Linked DNA regions of Homo sapiens: region 1 is linked to region 2. A link is an interaction called in ENCODE POLR2A ChIA-PET data of the cell type or tissue named here. Cell type or tissue: MCF 10A. All regions are shown on one strand.

Region 1 (8,000 bases), 130 kb before region 2:
CTTGGGGCTCCATGCCAGCCCAGGACTCTTAACCAGGCTGTGTGCCACAGCCTGAAAAGGGAAAAATCAGGGCAGAACTTTGCTTTTGATTAAATACAGAAAAATATTCAGTTCATTCATCCAGAATTATTAAATTATGATTTAAAAAAATGAAATAGAGAAATGAGCTAATACATAGCTATAAAGTTATTTAAATAATTTTATTATGAATATTTTGTGTCTTATTATGATTTATCAGTATTATCTTGTTAATTAATTACACAATATTGAATCTTCCCTTCTAGAGCTTACATCTCTCTGGCTTAGAAACATACAATGCTGAAAAACAGACAACACGTCTCCTCTGAATTGGGGTTTTTAGAAAGGCATAGCAAATAGATCTCCACTTGAAAAGGCACTGGATTGCAAAATTGCCAAATTAGAATTGATCAATAAAGCAGCTGACCCTTGGTGGTGAGTCTCCTAGTTACAGGAATCAAACCTATCTTAAGTTTTATAACATGCAGACCTCAAAACACAAAAACCACAAAAAGCCCCACATTTTCCCACTCACACTTCACATAGTTTTCTTGTTCTCTGACTGATCATTTTATTATTTATTTTATTTTATTTTTTTTGAGATGGAGTCTTGCTGTGTCACCCAGATTGGAGTGCAGTGGCACGATCTCGGCTCACTGCAACCTCCGCCTCCCGGGTTCAAGCCATTCTCCTGCCTCAGCCTCCCAAGCAGCTGAGATTACAGGCACCTGCCACCTCGCCTGGCTAATTTTTTTGTATTTTTAGTAGAGACAGGGTTTCACCATGTTGGCCAGGCTGGTCTCAAACTCTTGAGCTCAGGTGATGTACCTGCCTCGGCCTCCCAAAGTGCTGGGATTATAAGGGTGAGCCACCACGCCCAGCCTGACTGATCATTTTAATCAAGCTGGTTTGCACAGTTAAGATACAACCTTGGTAGATGACAGATACATAGAGAACAGGGTTGGCAAATATTTCCCCCCAAAGATGAGATTGTAAATTTTTTAAGACTTTGCGGACCATATGGTCTCTGTCGCAATGACTCAACTCTGTTGTTGCAGCGTGGAAGCAGCTATAGGCCACACACAAGTGGGAGTGGCTGTGTTCCAATAGAACTTTATCCACAAAAACAGGTATCAGGCCTAATTCAGCCCATGGGACACAGTTTGCCACCGCCTATTATAGATGAAAGAGACCATTTTAAACACACACACATGCCTAGGAATTTATACTTCCAAATAAGCTTTATCCTTCTAAGCAGTTATGCCATTTCCCCCTGATGTTTTTATTGCTCCAAAATGTTTTGAGACCCAGAGCTGCTTTCAGAATTAGTTTCAATCTACTAAAAATCAGTCATATTACTTTGTAGAGGACATCACACATACAGTTTCCAACTAATCTACTTTTTTTACTAGGACTGATAGTACAGTAAGAAAGAAATCTAAGGATAAGAGTATGTGCTACTCAAGACAAAAGGTGTATAATCCAACCTTTAACAGCCCAAACCAGCATTTCTCTGTTGGAGGAAGGTGTAGGCTTTGGAAAGATAGGCTCACTTACTTGCAGATAGTACAAGCAAAGCAATTGGGATGGTAGGTCTTGCCCAGAGCAGTCACCACTTCGCCCTCCACGAACTCCCCACAGCCATGGCAGCGTGTCCCGTACATCCGCTGGTAGTCCAGGGTGCAGAGATACTCTCCGTTCTTTATGAAGAAGCCCCCTTGTGCCAGGTCACAGCCACACACTGTAGAGAGACAAGTTCACATCTGGTCATTATCTGCCACACTGCCGGGCAGCACTGCCTTTGAGTGAATACTGACTGGTTGCTCACCCTGTGATCTCAATGGTTTGGGGCTAGGGAGGGGATGGCTACAAAGAGCTATTTATTATTGGGCTCTGACCCTCCCTTTGGGAGCTATGCAATATCTCATACAAGTAAAATCCACTGGCTAGGTCTCAACAGCTTTTGTGATATGTCTAAAATTCTGAGATAATCAAACAGTCTTTGATAGAAAGATACCCTTCATTCAGGCTGTCTCAAATATGAGCAAAGGTGTCCCTGGCAGTGTGCTATTTAGGAAAGGTGCCCACTGCCTGCCCACACAACCACATGGTTTGGGCCAAGATTGTTAGGAGTTGAGTAATAAATTTCCATTATACCAAAGGCAGTAGCTGAAATTTCCGATAGCTGTATTTTTTCACACTCTGGAACTACTTTCCACTGCTACGAAAAATTCAGATGTTTCATTTTTTCTTTGTGCAGTAAATAGAATAAGCCAATTATTTATATATTATAGAGAGATAAAAAACAAACAGGCAAAAGAGGAAAGACCTGTTATTTGGATGCTTTATTGTGTCTGGATTTTGGCATCTCCTTCCGACTGTGCAGCTGTGGATTAGGGAGATGGTGCAAACAGGCAGTGGGAGCTTGGGCCTGGTCTACGTGTTCAGACAAGACCAGAGTAGGTCACAACAATTTGTCTGCAAATAAAGCCTAAAGCAGTCCCTGACAGTAAAGATCTCTCTCTGCCAAATGGCTGAGAAGCAACAGCCAAAGCTGGAAATCTCTGACCCTAACCTTGCTATCCCCAAGGTCAACTGATTCCAATTTATAATTCCTTAGGCAAAGAATCCAGGATTCTTCTTGATTATTTGGTATTCAGTTGGGGTGGGGACAAGGTGAGTTCAATCAGTAAATTGCTTTCCTAAGGACCTGCTCGAATGCTCCCAGGGTTCATCTGCTGAGTTCCCATGACTCCTTAATTCATCTAGATGAACTAGGGCTTCAGTAAGGTTCTGATGAAAGTCACGACTCCCCCACCTTCAGTCAGGACTCTTCACTAACTACAAGCTACGGAAGACGTTCAAGGTGATCCAAAACCCACAAACAAACTTTCCATTGTGGATTCATCAGTCTTTGTTTAGATCAACACTCCACAGCCATGACCTTCTTCTTTGCAATTTACAATTAAGTAACCCAAGATTATGGCCTGAGTCCATCATGCCTGAAACTGACCACCCTATAAATACTCCTGTGATCATATTATCTGGAAAACAGCTCATTCACCACCTGCTGCCTCCTCTCACCTGCCAACCTCTCCTCTGCCCCCACTGTTCTCCCACCTGCTTCTTCTTCCCCAGATGAGTCCTGTGGGTCAGGGGAACCCACGTGTGGATTGGCCTCATTCTGATTGCAAATTCCTTCAGCAACAATAGGCAGTCTGGGGGTAGCGGGTCACAGAACCTTAGAGTGTTTTCTTCAATATCTGTCTATGTGCAGATCTTATTTTTCTACAAGATGGCAAGGTATTTGAGGGGTGAGAGTCTTCTTTTGATTCTTCTTCAGGAACCTAATTGTATCTAATATAAAACAGGAAACACAATGTTTGAAATAAACTGAATCCTGCCTGAAACTTGGCAGGTTCCCACTGATTTCACTCCTCAGTGACATCAAGTTCTGATGACTCAGTTATTTTTCCAAACTTAGGATTTCTCAAAGCCCTGAGAAGTGACACAACAATGCATCCAGACTACTGGTAATTCCCTAAATTCTCTCCTCCAGTCAGCTATGGCTTAAAAATGCAGAGTCGTTATACAAAGATGTGGTGTCAAAAGGGTAATCTGGTGGCAATACACAAAAAATAGATTGAGATAGTTTCAAAGCTAATTCTAAATGTTTTAGAAATTATTTGTATTTACTGCTTTCTTAGGGCACCTGTCTGCAGCCTTTTCCAGATCACATGGTTTTGTGAAATTGACATATAGTATCCTTTATTAATAAAGTCCTAGTTTCTGTGAACATAACATAGCCTTAAAAAATGAATTCTTAACACTACTGAGAGATGCCAAGCTACATTCAAACTGTGCCTTATTATGATTTGATTTGGCTTTTTCCTTAAAGTAGTGCTCAAGGTGGCTTACAAACCATACCATTATTTCTGGTGGTTTATACAAGGAAACCAGTGTTTGATGTGACTCCCAGAGGCAGGTGTTCCTAAAGGCATATGCAACAAGCAGTGAGAAGGGGGGCCTATGATGCCAGTACCTAAAATATACTTAACATTATTACATTTCCTGAAAATGGACCAGCTGTCACATCATTTCAGACTCTTCCCTCTCTTGCCTCCCCAGGCTTTACTTTCCTGTTTCTCCTCCTCTGTCTACTCCTTCTCAGTCTCAGTGGCCAGGCCCCTAAATGCAGGTCACTCCTATGGGTGCCATCTCCTCCCTCTATGATGTAAGGCCTCCCTGGGAACAGATCTCATTCACTCTCACAACCTCAACTATAACTTTATGCGAGGGATGATCAAATTAATGATCTCTCTCTGTGATGTCTTCCCCAAGCTTTAGACCCTGATTTGTAGCTGTGTGCTGGGCACAGGCAGACCGCCATGCCTCTCTCAAACCCAGCATTTTCCAAACACACCCTTTCCTCACAGTTGCTCTGCCATCCCCCATAAAACCTTCTGCTGTTCTTTTTCTATTCCCTTTCTCATCAAAATGGTAGCTGTATCCATTCTCCAACTCTTACATCAACATCAACATTTTCTGTTGTTTTTTTTTTTTTTGAGATGGAGTTTCGCTCTTGCTGTCCAGGGTGGAGTGCAATGGCATGAATTCGGCTCACTACAACCTCCACCTCTCCAGTTCAAGCGATTCTCCTGCCTCAGCCTCCCAAGTAGCTGGGATTACAGGCATGTGCCACCACACCCGGCTAATTTTGTATTTTTAGTAGAGATGGGGTTTCACCATGTTGGTGAGGCTGGTGTTGAACTCGTAACCTCAGGTGATCTGCCCAACTCGGCCTCCCAAAATGCTGGGATTACAGGTATCAGCCACCACGCCCAGCCAACATCAACATCTTCAACTGGACCCAAATCCAACCCATTTCCCCAATGAGGTGTTTCTTTTTCTTTCTTTCTTTCTTTTCTTTTTTTTTTTTTTTTTGAGATGGAGTTTCACTCTTTGTTGCCCAGGCTGGAGTGCAGTGGCATGATCTCAGCTCACTGCAACCTCTGCCTCCTGGGTTCAAGCGATTCTCCTGTCTCAGCCTCCCGAGTAGCTGGGATTACAGGTCCCTGCCACCACGCCTGGCTAATTTTTGTATTTTTAGTAGAGATGGGGTTTCACCACATTGGCCAGGCTGGTCTTGAACTCCTGACCACAGGTGATCTGCCCACCTCAGCCTCCCAAAGTACTGTTATTACAGACGTGAGACACTGCTCCTGGCCCAATGAGGTGTTTCTTTGATCCATTCCCTCCTCTGCCTTCTTGCTATCACTACTCAAAACCTGGCCTTCAGCATGGCTCTGCTGTAGTAAAACAATTTTTTTTAACAACATTTGTATTGGCAGGAAAAGAAAAACAACAGGAAACAATCTAAACTTTCATTAGTAGAAAAATAGTTGAATAAATTATGCTATGTCCAGTCTATGGAGCTGGTATTAAAAAGAATGAATTTAGCCCTCTGGATTGTGGATATTGACAGCCCTCTACGTTGCAGACATTGATCTGTCTGTGATATATTGTTCAGTGAAAAGAACAAATGTCACAGAGTAAACGATTTTAAAAATCCCATTTTTAGATAAGTCATGTTTTTATGAACTAGGTAAAGTGAGTTAACATAAACAGAACCATTAAATTGGTTCTCTCAGGAGGGTAAAGAATTATTAATTTTTTCTTCATATACCCACTTGTCAGTCCATTTTGTAATTTTATTTTTAATTGTGACAAAATGCATATAACAAAAAATTTACCATCTTAATCATTTTTAAGTGTACAGGTCAGTGGCATTAGATACATTCACATTGTTGTGCAACCATCACTGCTATCCATCCACAGAACTCTTTTCATCTTGCAAAACTGAAACTCTGCACCCATTAAAATCCCTATTCCCTCTTCCTCCAGCCCTGGGCAACCCCATTCTACTTTCTATCTCTATGAATTTAACTCCTCTAGGTTCCTCATATAAATAGAAGTTCACCTTTAATCACAGTAATGTTAAGAAAAATTATCCAAAACTTGTAAACAAGGTAAAGGGAAGAAGGCATGTTCTTTAAATGTCATACTGGGGCATTGTTTCACAGATCACATAAGGATTATTTCATTATCCGGGGAGACTAGATCGGTGTTGGACAAGCCCTTTCCTATTGATGAAAGGCCCAGACTTTAGAAGTTAATGTTAACTTTTTTATTCTTGTCCAGTAGAGATGCAGATGACTTCTGTCTGGTTTTATCATCGTGTTGAACCATGAATCAGTTTTACATCTAGCCCAGCCATCTTATTCTGACATTCCTTTTTGAATGCCTTTATAACCCACTCCTTTATTTTAATATTATATATTATATATTATATATATATATATTTTTTAGACAAGGTCTTGCTCTGTTGCCCAGCATGGAGTACAGTGGCATGATCATAACTCACTGCAGCCTTCAACTCCTGGGTGCAAGAAAACCTCCTGCCCTAGCCTCCCAAGTAGCTTAGGACTATAGGCATGTGCCACCAGGCCCAGCTAATTTTTAATTTTTTTGTATACACAGGCTGGTTTCTTGCTATATTACACAGGCTGGTCTTGAACTCTCGGCCTCAAGTGATCTTCCTGCCTTGGCCTCCCAAACTGTTGGGAATATAGGCATGAACCACGGCACCCAGCCAACCCAACTTTATTTCTCCTTGGAACCAACTTTAACATCCTGCTGGTTCTGTCATTAATAAGTTGAATAAATCTTTGATACATGCTCATTCCAGATTTGTATAAGAGTCCTATACTTTTTGAAAATTATACTCTGACAAAGGCATTACTCTTTTTAACCAAAAATATCTAAAGGTGAACATTATTTTTTTTTAACAAAATTTTGGTCTGTTTGATATTAACAACTTAGCAAATACTCTTCACTGGTGGTACAAAGCAAAACTTTCACATCTAAATGATCACAAACATCTCAATTAGTAAAGTCAAACTTCAGTAGGGTATATTTAGATTTTTACTTTGGGTGCTCCATTAGTCGTTAGCTGACAGTTAACATACGCCCAGGGAAAAGCATAGATTCCTTTCATTAAAAAATAGGGCTTCTAGTGAAAGAGATTAATTGCTTTCTTCTGATCAATTATTTAAAACATTCCCCACTCAAGGTGCCAACTAAATCCTGCCCTTTTTTGCCACCACCAAAGCCTGGCTATAAAAAGTCCTGTGCCTTGTGGATGCTATGCTCTGGAATTCATTCTCTAGAAACCACTGAATACAATCAACTACTAAAGAAGAACATGTACATCCAAGAAATTTTATATAAAAGTTGCAAAATTAGTAACAGGCATATTTTAAAAGCTGAAATCTTTTAAAAAAAGTAACAGGAGCTGCCCATGTAGTAAAAATACCATGGAACAGGAGGGGAACAAAGTATGGGGGTGTCCAACAAGGGTGAAAACAGAACAGTATTTTAATGGCATGAACAGGGCTGCAGTAGCAACTATTTCTTCAACCTTCTAAAAACGGTAGTAACATTTTATGTTCCAACAAATTCACTGCAACACTCCATCTGCCTGTTCACTAGTTCATACTGCCAAACATTTAAGAGAATGGGTCATACCTAAAACTCTACCCAATGGTGGGTTTTGGGGGCAAAATGTCAAAGACATTTTCTTCATCCATATCAGTAGACTGAACATCTCTTTCTTGTGCTACTGCTCTCATACAGGTTTTAATCAATTTGTACCAGTAAGAGAGAGGGGGATGCTAAGCAAACATGATCAATGTTTTCAATTCAGTTTTGAGCAACATGAGCATTTTAATTGGGGTGCCAGTAGCCTTGGGTGGGTCCTTTCTTCTCTTTTCTAGGAAAACCCATCTAGCATGCTGCCAGGTGGTCAGCTCTTCTCAGGGAAGAAGGAGCCCTTCTGAATTTGCCCCATGAAAGTTCTGGGACCTGTCTTACACCCTCCTCATTTCCAGTGATGAGGGCCATGTGCTCTAGATGTACTAATT
Region 2 (8,000 bases):
TCTCTCTCTCTCTCTGACACTCTATCTCTCTCTCGCTCTCTCTCTCTCTCTCTCTCTCTCTCTCTCTATATATATATATATATATATATATATATATATTGCGCGCGTTACATCTGTGAGGTATCTTGGAATAACAAGAGCCTAAATTGTTACCACATAAACTATTAAAATGTAACTGCACAGTGGTCTCAGTAGAACATTTTCATAAATGGGGATTATCTATAAATCTGCTTTGGCCGGCTACTAAGCCAGAATTTAGTAAGAGTATTACATATTGGCAGAGATTTCCCAATGCCCAGTTTCAAGCTTTCCTTAAATTGGTTATAGCTCATTTATGCTTCATATCACTTTCTATAAAGTGATTCGCAGCCAAAGCCTGCCTTTGGTCATTCTAAGGGGGGTGGGGGTGGGGAGAAAGAGAAAACGGGCAGAGAAAATGTCTCTCCCTTCCTGGGAGGCTGTGGGGTCCAAGGCCTTTTCTCTGGCATGCATGGGAGTGTGTAAGTCCTCTCTGTTATAGGGTATTGCTACAAAGAGAATCCACAGATTGTTTCCAAGGATAAAGATTTAGTGGATCATTGACTCTAATAAGGCGTCAAGCCCAACTTCAGCGCATTCTGATTCTCAAAGACAAACTCATGAATAGTTCATCAGCTTAAGGAGAAAGACTACTTTAGAATTCCCTTCATGTATACCAGTCTTAAGACGTTTTCAAAGGATTCGGTAGTCATGCCCCAAATTTCCAAACCCATGGCTGTGCCTTGACATGGTGAGGTTTAAGAAAGGGAAGTTCAAGTTCTTTTTTTTTTCATTAGCATCAGGTCTGGTTCTTAGACTAAGCAAGTGTGGAGTCAGCTCCAAGAGGGGCCTGAGAAGTATCTGTTCAAGCTCCAACCCCAGGTAAAAGTGTACTTAAACTATCTTAGATATTAGGATATTTAAGACTTCTAGGGAAGAGCATAGGTCATTTTTAAATGCTAAAACACAAGAAGTACGAAGAATTCTGACTTGACTAGAACCAACCAGTGTGAGGCATATTTTAAAGCAGTTACTAAAATAAAGTTTATTGATAAAGACTTGAGGTTAGGATACAAAACCCATAATAGTTGCTGGGCATCATTCCATATCCTAAAGTGAAACATGGGCACCCACAGGGATCTTGCCATGGCTCATGAGGGGATAGGTCACCAGTGGGCAGGATGCAAATGAAGAGGGCAAGGCGAAGACCTCAAACAGTGGAATCTGGAGGGGATGTTCTGAAAGCCACAGTTTGCAGAGGCTTGACATAACGAGTAAGGATGAAGGAAACGGGAAATGGAGATGGTTTGGGGATGGGCAAACACAGGAGACTGACAGAAAATACAAGAAGTCATTCATTCAACAAAAATCTACTCAGACCCTTGGTGAGAAAGGCTGGGCACCATGATAGGCACAAAAACTAAAGCAGTCTCTCTAAAATTCAGTGCAATGCCAAAGCAGAAAAGGTTAAGAAACTGTATCCCTACCTTCCAAAGGAAGTTATGTAAGATATTTTCATCAACAAAGACAACTTCAATAGAGAAAATCATAACAAAAAATTTGAAATTTGATGATATATCTTGTTTTATGTGGAGAAGACTACAGTGCAAGGACAGAGTAGCGAAGTGGGAGTATGGATCAAATTACTTGTTAATACATTTCACCAGGTGAATTCCCAAGACAAATAGGCAACAGATCAGGTTTATCCTGAAACCTCTAATACAAGGCAGTCATCATTCTTACCCTAAAGAACTGGATCCTTTGAAAAATCACCAAGTCAAACTCAGATCTTTAAACCTCAATCTCAAGTGCAAGAAAGACTACAATCCTTCTTGATGACAATCTCAGAATCTGACAACCATGCAAGAAGAATCTGTTGAGTATCTGCTGTGTAAAAAACAGTAAGATATAATTAGAGAAGGAGAAGGGAAAACTACATACAAATCAGTATAGCAAAGGCCAAGTGTTGGGAAAACTTTGGGAGTTCAACTGATTTAGGCACAAGTCCTCTTCCTAGGACAGACTTTGTAGCATTGTTTCACGACGTTCATTTTATCACCCAAGTTATATAAACGATATTGAATTAACAGGAGTAGTACCAGCTCATCATCAGCTGATTGTCAAAGTTTTGTGGAATACGCTTATCAATAAATAAATCCTAAACTATGAGTTATTCTCACAAATGTCTGCTGGCAATGATGATACCAAAATTGACCCTGAGAAACAAATTAATGCACAGTCCACATGCTGGAAGCACAAACAATAAACAACTATAAATCCCAGCACCAAATTTTTCCCTGGAGGCGGATGCCAGGTATGATTTAAGAGTCTGAAGGAGGAGAGAGAACCACATATTTCTCTCTCTCCACACCAATGTAATGAAGCCTGAGGCTAAAGACGTCCACAGCAACTGCTGAATTATAATCTGTGGAAGCAGGGTTACAAGAGATAACCTTTCAGGGCAATATTTTCCTAAAAGCTGAGAACTTGTTTTGTTGTTTTTGTTACATCCCCCAAGGGGTTTCATAATCCTAATACTCATTTCTTATAATGAGAACGGCCTGCTACTGTGATTCATTATGTTTCAGTTTTCTTCTACTTTAAAAAAAAAAAAATTCAGCCCTGCCCAGTCCTAAAGAACATGAAAACAACCTCTCCCGAAACTTACAGGGAGCCTGGAAGGCATCATTAATACACTTTCAGGCATACAGAATGGTGTATTGTAGACCAGCACTGTCAATGGAAATAGAATGTGATATACAAATAATGTAATTTAAATTTGTCTAGTAACTACATTAGAAAGGTAAAAAGAAACAGGTAAAATTAATTTTAAGATTTTTAAGATTTTTATTTAACCTAATATATCAAAAATACTGTCATTTCAAACGTGGTCAATGACCACATGTGATGAGTGACTACCATACATACAGTGCAATTAGAGACCATCATATCCCAAAGTTCTCCAGTAAGGGTTCAGTTTTTTGCTGTTGTTGCTGTTGATGGAGTCTCGCACTGTCACCCAAGATGGAGTGCAGTGGTGCAGTCTCAGCTCACTGCAATCTCTGCCTCCCAGGTTCAAGCGATTCTCCAGCCTCAGCCTTCCGAGTAGCTGGAACTACAGGCGCACACCACCACACTCAGCTAATTTTAAAATTTTTAGTAGAGACGAAGTTCACCATGTTGGCCAGGCTGGTCTTGAATTCCTGACCTCAAGTGATATGCCTGCCTTGGCCTCCCAAAGTGCTGGGATTACAGGCGTAAGCCACCACACCTGGCCCAGTTTTGTTTTAATGACAAATTTGCTAAACCATCAATCCTGCTGCCCCTGGCTTCCTGAGTACTAGTCATAAAAAACTAATTACCGGCCGGGCACGGTGGCTCACACTTATAATCCCAACACTTTGGGAGGCCGTGGTGGGCGGATCACTTAAGGCCAGGAGTTCGAGACCAACCTGGACAACATGGTGAAAACACGGTCTCTACTAAAAATACAAAAATTAGCCAGGCGTGGTGGCGGGTGCCTGTCATCCCAGCTACTCGGCAGGCTGAGGCAGGAGAATCACTTGAACATGGGAGACAGAGGTTGCAGTGAGCGGAGATTGCACCATTGCACTCTAGCCTGGGCGACAAGAGCAAAACTCCGTCTCAAAACAAACAAACAAACAAACAACAACAACAACAAAAAACCTAATTACCAACAGTTTTCAATTTTGTACTAAGCCTTTATGCTAACCGCTGTTTTTCAAAGCCTGTCCTGGTGGCAGGTCTTTTATTTGTTTACATGTGGTGCTGCAGACAAAACAGGTGCAACTCAACGGTCTTGATGATGGAAAACCTTGTTAAAACCAACCTTAGTCACTAAGGAGAAGAGCGTTTAAAAAAGGAGCCCCCATGAGAATGATGGCAAGCGTGAAATGCATGCCGAGCTACCTCCAGACAAAGTGATCCAGCTTCTGGTACATTCTGAAACAAAACGACCTCAACAGGCACCATTCCAAGGCTGTAATTATGATGGCAACATAGCTACACCCTCTGAAGGCCATTATGAATCTCTTGGTCTAAGAAAAACAGCCGCTGTTTCCCTGAAAGAGCTTCCTCCAGTCCTCTCCAGGCTCCTTCTGCCACAGAAAAAGGAGTGTCCCAGTTCCCTCCTCCCTGCTTGGCAAGGAGCATGGAGGAAGGGACAGGGACCCTCCTTCCCTGGGACCCCAAAACTACATGGGGATGGTAACTGGAGGTAGACATGACACCCATTAAAGTAAGTTGTGTATTTCTGGCAAAAGAAAGGAGCAAGAGGGGGTACAGGGGAAAACATGGGGAGAATAAGAAGACAACAAAAGGAAAGCAAATGAACTGAGTACTTTTTAAAGGAGCTGCTATTCTCCATCTATATTTGGGGGATAAAAGCAAAGTTAAGAAAGAGGAAAGAAGAGCAGAGAAAATAACCAACTGACTAATAAAATCTACATATCCTAAAAGTCAATTCTAGGTGATAAAATCTGGGGTCAGTTTTTTAATGCTTGATAAACTTTGCACCAAGCTGATCATACTTAATGTTCAGGGACCACCTTCAAAGTCCTCATCTTTATCCACATGGCCACAGGTTTGTAAAATCTGTACCAAAAAGTGATATTTTAATCACCATCTTTTAAGATTACCATGTCTTTCCATTTTGACCTCCCCTCTTCCAGGTCAGCATTGGAATGGCACTGGTATTGGTACTTTTCGAGAAGCATTTTTTAAGAACTTGGCTAAGGGGAAGTTGATTAGGGCTATATTTAGTTTTAGGTTTCATGGACCACATGTATGGCTGTATGGTCACTTCCCTGCATAGTTAAGTTACTGCTAGCTATTACTGCAAATTGTGGAAATGATTTCTAGAAACTTTTACTGTTTACTATGGTGACTCATCTAGAGTCATGATATGGAAATGCAAGACCAGAAGCCATGCCGTGATAGGAATGTGTTCCTTAGCACCCAACACTGGAGTTAGATGGGAATGCGTTCCTTAGCACCCAACACTGGAGTTTGTTACGTAGTGGAAGAGAAACAAGGTTTGAATCGTATAAAGCAGAAAGCTGGTTTATAGAAAAATCTTCCAGCCATCAGACCTGTAATATTAGGAGCAGAGAATCTTGTTTTCATCAACATAGAGTCAAAACAGAAGTTCTCTCCTGTCATAAATATGCTTAAAACAGTTATAATTATAAATGCACCATATACATTTTTAATGGCCACTATGTGAAATGGAGATGATCAAAATTCCTATATTTATTGATCTAAAACTGTAGCAGTGAGTACATTTGTGTATGAGATTGTTTTATGTAAACCAGCTACCAAAAATAAAAGATAAATTTCAATAAACTACGCTAGAGGAAAGGCGAAAGGTTCTTTTCTCTACATAGAAAAAACTACAAAGTTATTGTCATATGAAAAGGCAATCAAGGAATATGCTGTCAAAAATGTAGCAGGGAAAATATTATACAGGTACGTCAGAACATGTTTATTAATCAGCTGCTTGTTAGTTTTCTGTATTTTATGATATTTAGGAATTACCACTTTTGAAATGTTGTCATTTGTTGTGACTTTTTTCCCTTCCTAAATATTCACTTTGATGTTTAACTTTGTGTTCATAATTTTTTATGCTTTTTCTAAACAGGGTTCTCAAACTTACATAAGCCTCAGGGTCCATAAAACCTTGACTTTCCCCTAATCTGTGATAATAACTACATATACCACCACTCCCACCATGTGCACACATGTGTACACACACATATTTACTTGGGCAAGAGTTGTCATGCAACTAAAATCTCCTATTCTTTGAAGTAAATGGTTACTCAGGTCCAAGATTTCCACTGGACTTGCTATCCACTTCTTTTACAGCTCAACTGCCCAACAGATCCAGAGTTAGAGTGACTCAGTAGGGCTTTGGCAACTATCAGAATTGTATTACAGTGCAATCTTTACCAGCCTCGGCAACATGGTGAAATCCCATTGTATTAATCTGTTCTCACACTGCTAATAAAGACATACCCAAAATTGGGTAATTTTAAAGGAAAGAGGTTTAATTGACTCACAGTTCGATAGGGCTAGGGAAGCCTCACAATCATGGCAGAAAAGCAAGGGATATCTTACATGGTGGCAGGCAAGACAGAATGAGAGACAAGCAAAAGGGGAAACCCCTTATAAAACCATCAGATCTCATGAGACTTATTCACTACCACGAGAACAGTATGGGAGAAACCATCCCCATATTAAATTATCTCCCACCAGGTTCCTCCCACAACATGTGCAAATTATGGGAGCTACAATTCAAGATGAGATTTGGGTGGGAACGCAGCCAAACCATATCACCCATCTCTACTAAAAACATAAAAATTAAACAGGCTTAGTGGCTTGCACTTGTAGTCCCAGCTACTTGGGAGCTGGGGTGGGAGGATTGCTTGAGCACAGGAGGTCAAGGCTGCAATGAGCCATGATGGTGCCACTGCACTCCAGCCTGGGCGACAGAGCCCACTGTGTCTCAAAAAATAAATAAAAATAAAATAAAGCAATCTTCACAGAACACATATTTTGGCTTTCCAGAAAGAAACACAAGGGACCATATTTGCACACTAAGTATTTGTGTTCCATTCGATCAGTAGAAAAGGCAAGGCTTTGGAGCATTTGCTTATCCCTCACGCATTCCAAAATCCCAAAGACATCTGATGGGTTCCACTCAAAGATGACCTATAAGCTCATGCCGGTTTATATGTGGGCCTAAGAAGGCCACTCCATGACTAGGACAATGTTCAGGATATTCCTACTCTTTTGAAGAATCTGTTGTCCCTGTATGTCTTCTGTTTCTGTCTGAAGATCTATGTTTTCCCCTATCAATCACAAGAACAAAAGTAGCAAAAGTCATCTTATTTCTGGTTGTTACACGTAAGGAACGGAATGGCTTCTGCTTTCCAGGCTCCCATTAGAAATTGTGTTTCACTAGGGGTTTGCATCATTTTCTTTTGCCATTTGTCTGCAGTCATCCCACTTCAACTTACCAAGAGCCCTCCTGTTGCTATACAATGGCTTTTATAGGGTACTGGGTATGTCTCAGAGCCTCTTCATCCATAACCTTCCCTTGTCTTTTGATGTTCAGTTTCCATGGTGACAGTGTTAAGACCATTGAGAAGCCAACTGTAAAGCTTATGATAGACCCAAATCTCACAGTCACAGACACCACTCTAACACCAGGCGTGCCAGCCCCCACGCTAAACCTGCATATCAGCCAGAGTCTTGGCAGGTGACAGATGTTACAATCAAACTGGAGAACTTGAAAAAGGTTTAACAAAGGGGATATTTACAAAGGTGTGGTCAGGGTTCAGGTAAACCCACAAGGGGCATGCACTACCCTGAGCCAGCAACAGTGGGGAGCTGTTGCTTACCCCTAGGCCTAAAGAGGCAAGGGGTGGAGTCGATGCTAGAACCTGAAGTGAGTAGCTGAGTGGAGAGGGAGGGGGGCTTGTCAGGACCTGTGGCCTTTCATAGACAGACAACCAACAGTGACCTGGTAGAGAAGGAGTCCAGGGAATAAATACCCCAACCACACTCTCCTCCCACCCTCAGATATCCTGCTAAGTGCCCCCCGCACCAACTGGGCCCAACTTGAAGCAGAAGTCAAGGGAGCCGTTGCTGTAGCCATCGGGGTTAGTCTCTAGGAGCACAGCAGGGCAAAGGGTGGAGAATGGAATCGGAGGAGCATGTGGAAAATATTCAGCATATCCTGCCTGGGGGTCTCCAGGGTGACAGGGAAAAGATTTTCATTACAAAGTACATTAATGGCTGGGCTCGGTGACTCACACCTGTAATCCCAGCACGTTGGGAGGCCAAGGTGGTTGGATCATTTGAGGTCTGGAGTTCAAGACCAGTCTGGCCAACATGGTGAAACCTGATCTCTACTGAAAATACAAAAATTAGCCAGGCATGGTGGTGGGCACCTGTAATCC

The links. Peaks named below come from ENCODE experiments on the same cell type or tissue, not always from the same donor. Only the 100,000 strongest peaks of a DNase experiment are listed, where the experiment ranks them.
Region 1: POLR2A ChIA-PET joins it to region 2 with 12 read pairs; 3 of 35 experiments call an interaction of 5 or more read pairs at or near these places.

What each region holds. Positions count from the first base shown.
Region 1 is chr10:114,573,841-114,581,840 of GRCh38, forward strand. It overlaps ABLIM1 (actin binding LIM protein 1), which reads right to left. Exons shown (of 23, transcript NM_002313.7): 3 at 1,576-1,759. Among named protein-coding and RNA genes, the nearest start is that of ABLIM1, 80 kb to the right of the region's middle. In MCF 10A, no CTCF peak of the experiment used is centred here; DNase peaks (open chromatin) are centred at 2,131, 2,411 and 3,471.
Region 2 is chr10:114,704,237-114,712,236 of GRCh38, forward strand. It overlaps a transcript of ABLIM1 not described here. Among named protein-coding and RNA genes, the nearest start is that of ABLIM1, 50 kb to the left of the region's middle. RefSeq lists an enhancer at 7,528-8,000. In MCF 10A, no CTCF peak of the experiment used is centred here; DNase peaks (open chromatin) are centred at 4,965 and 5,945.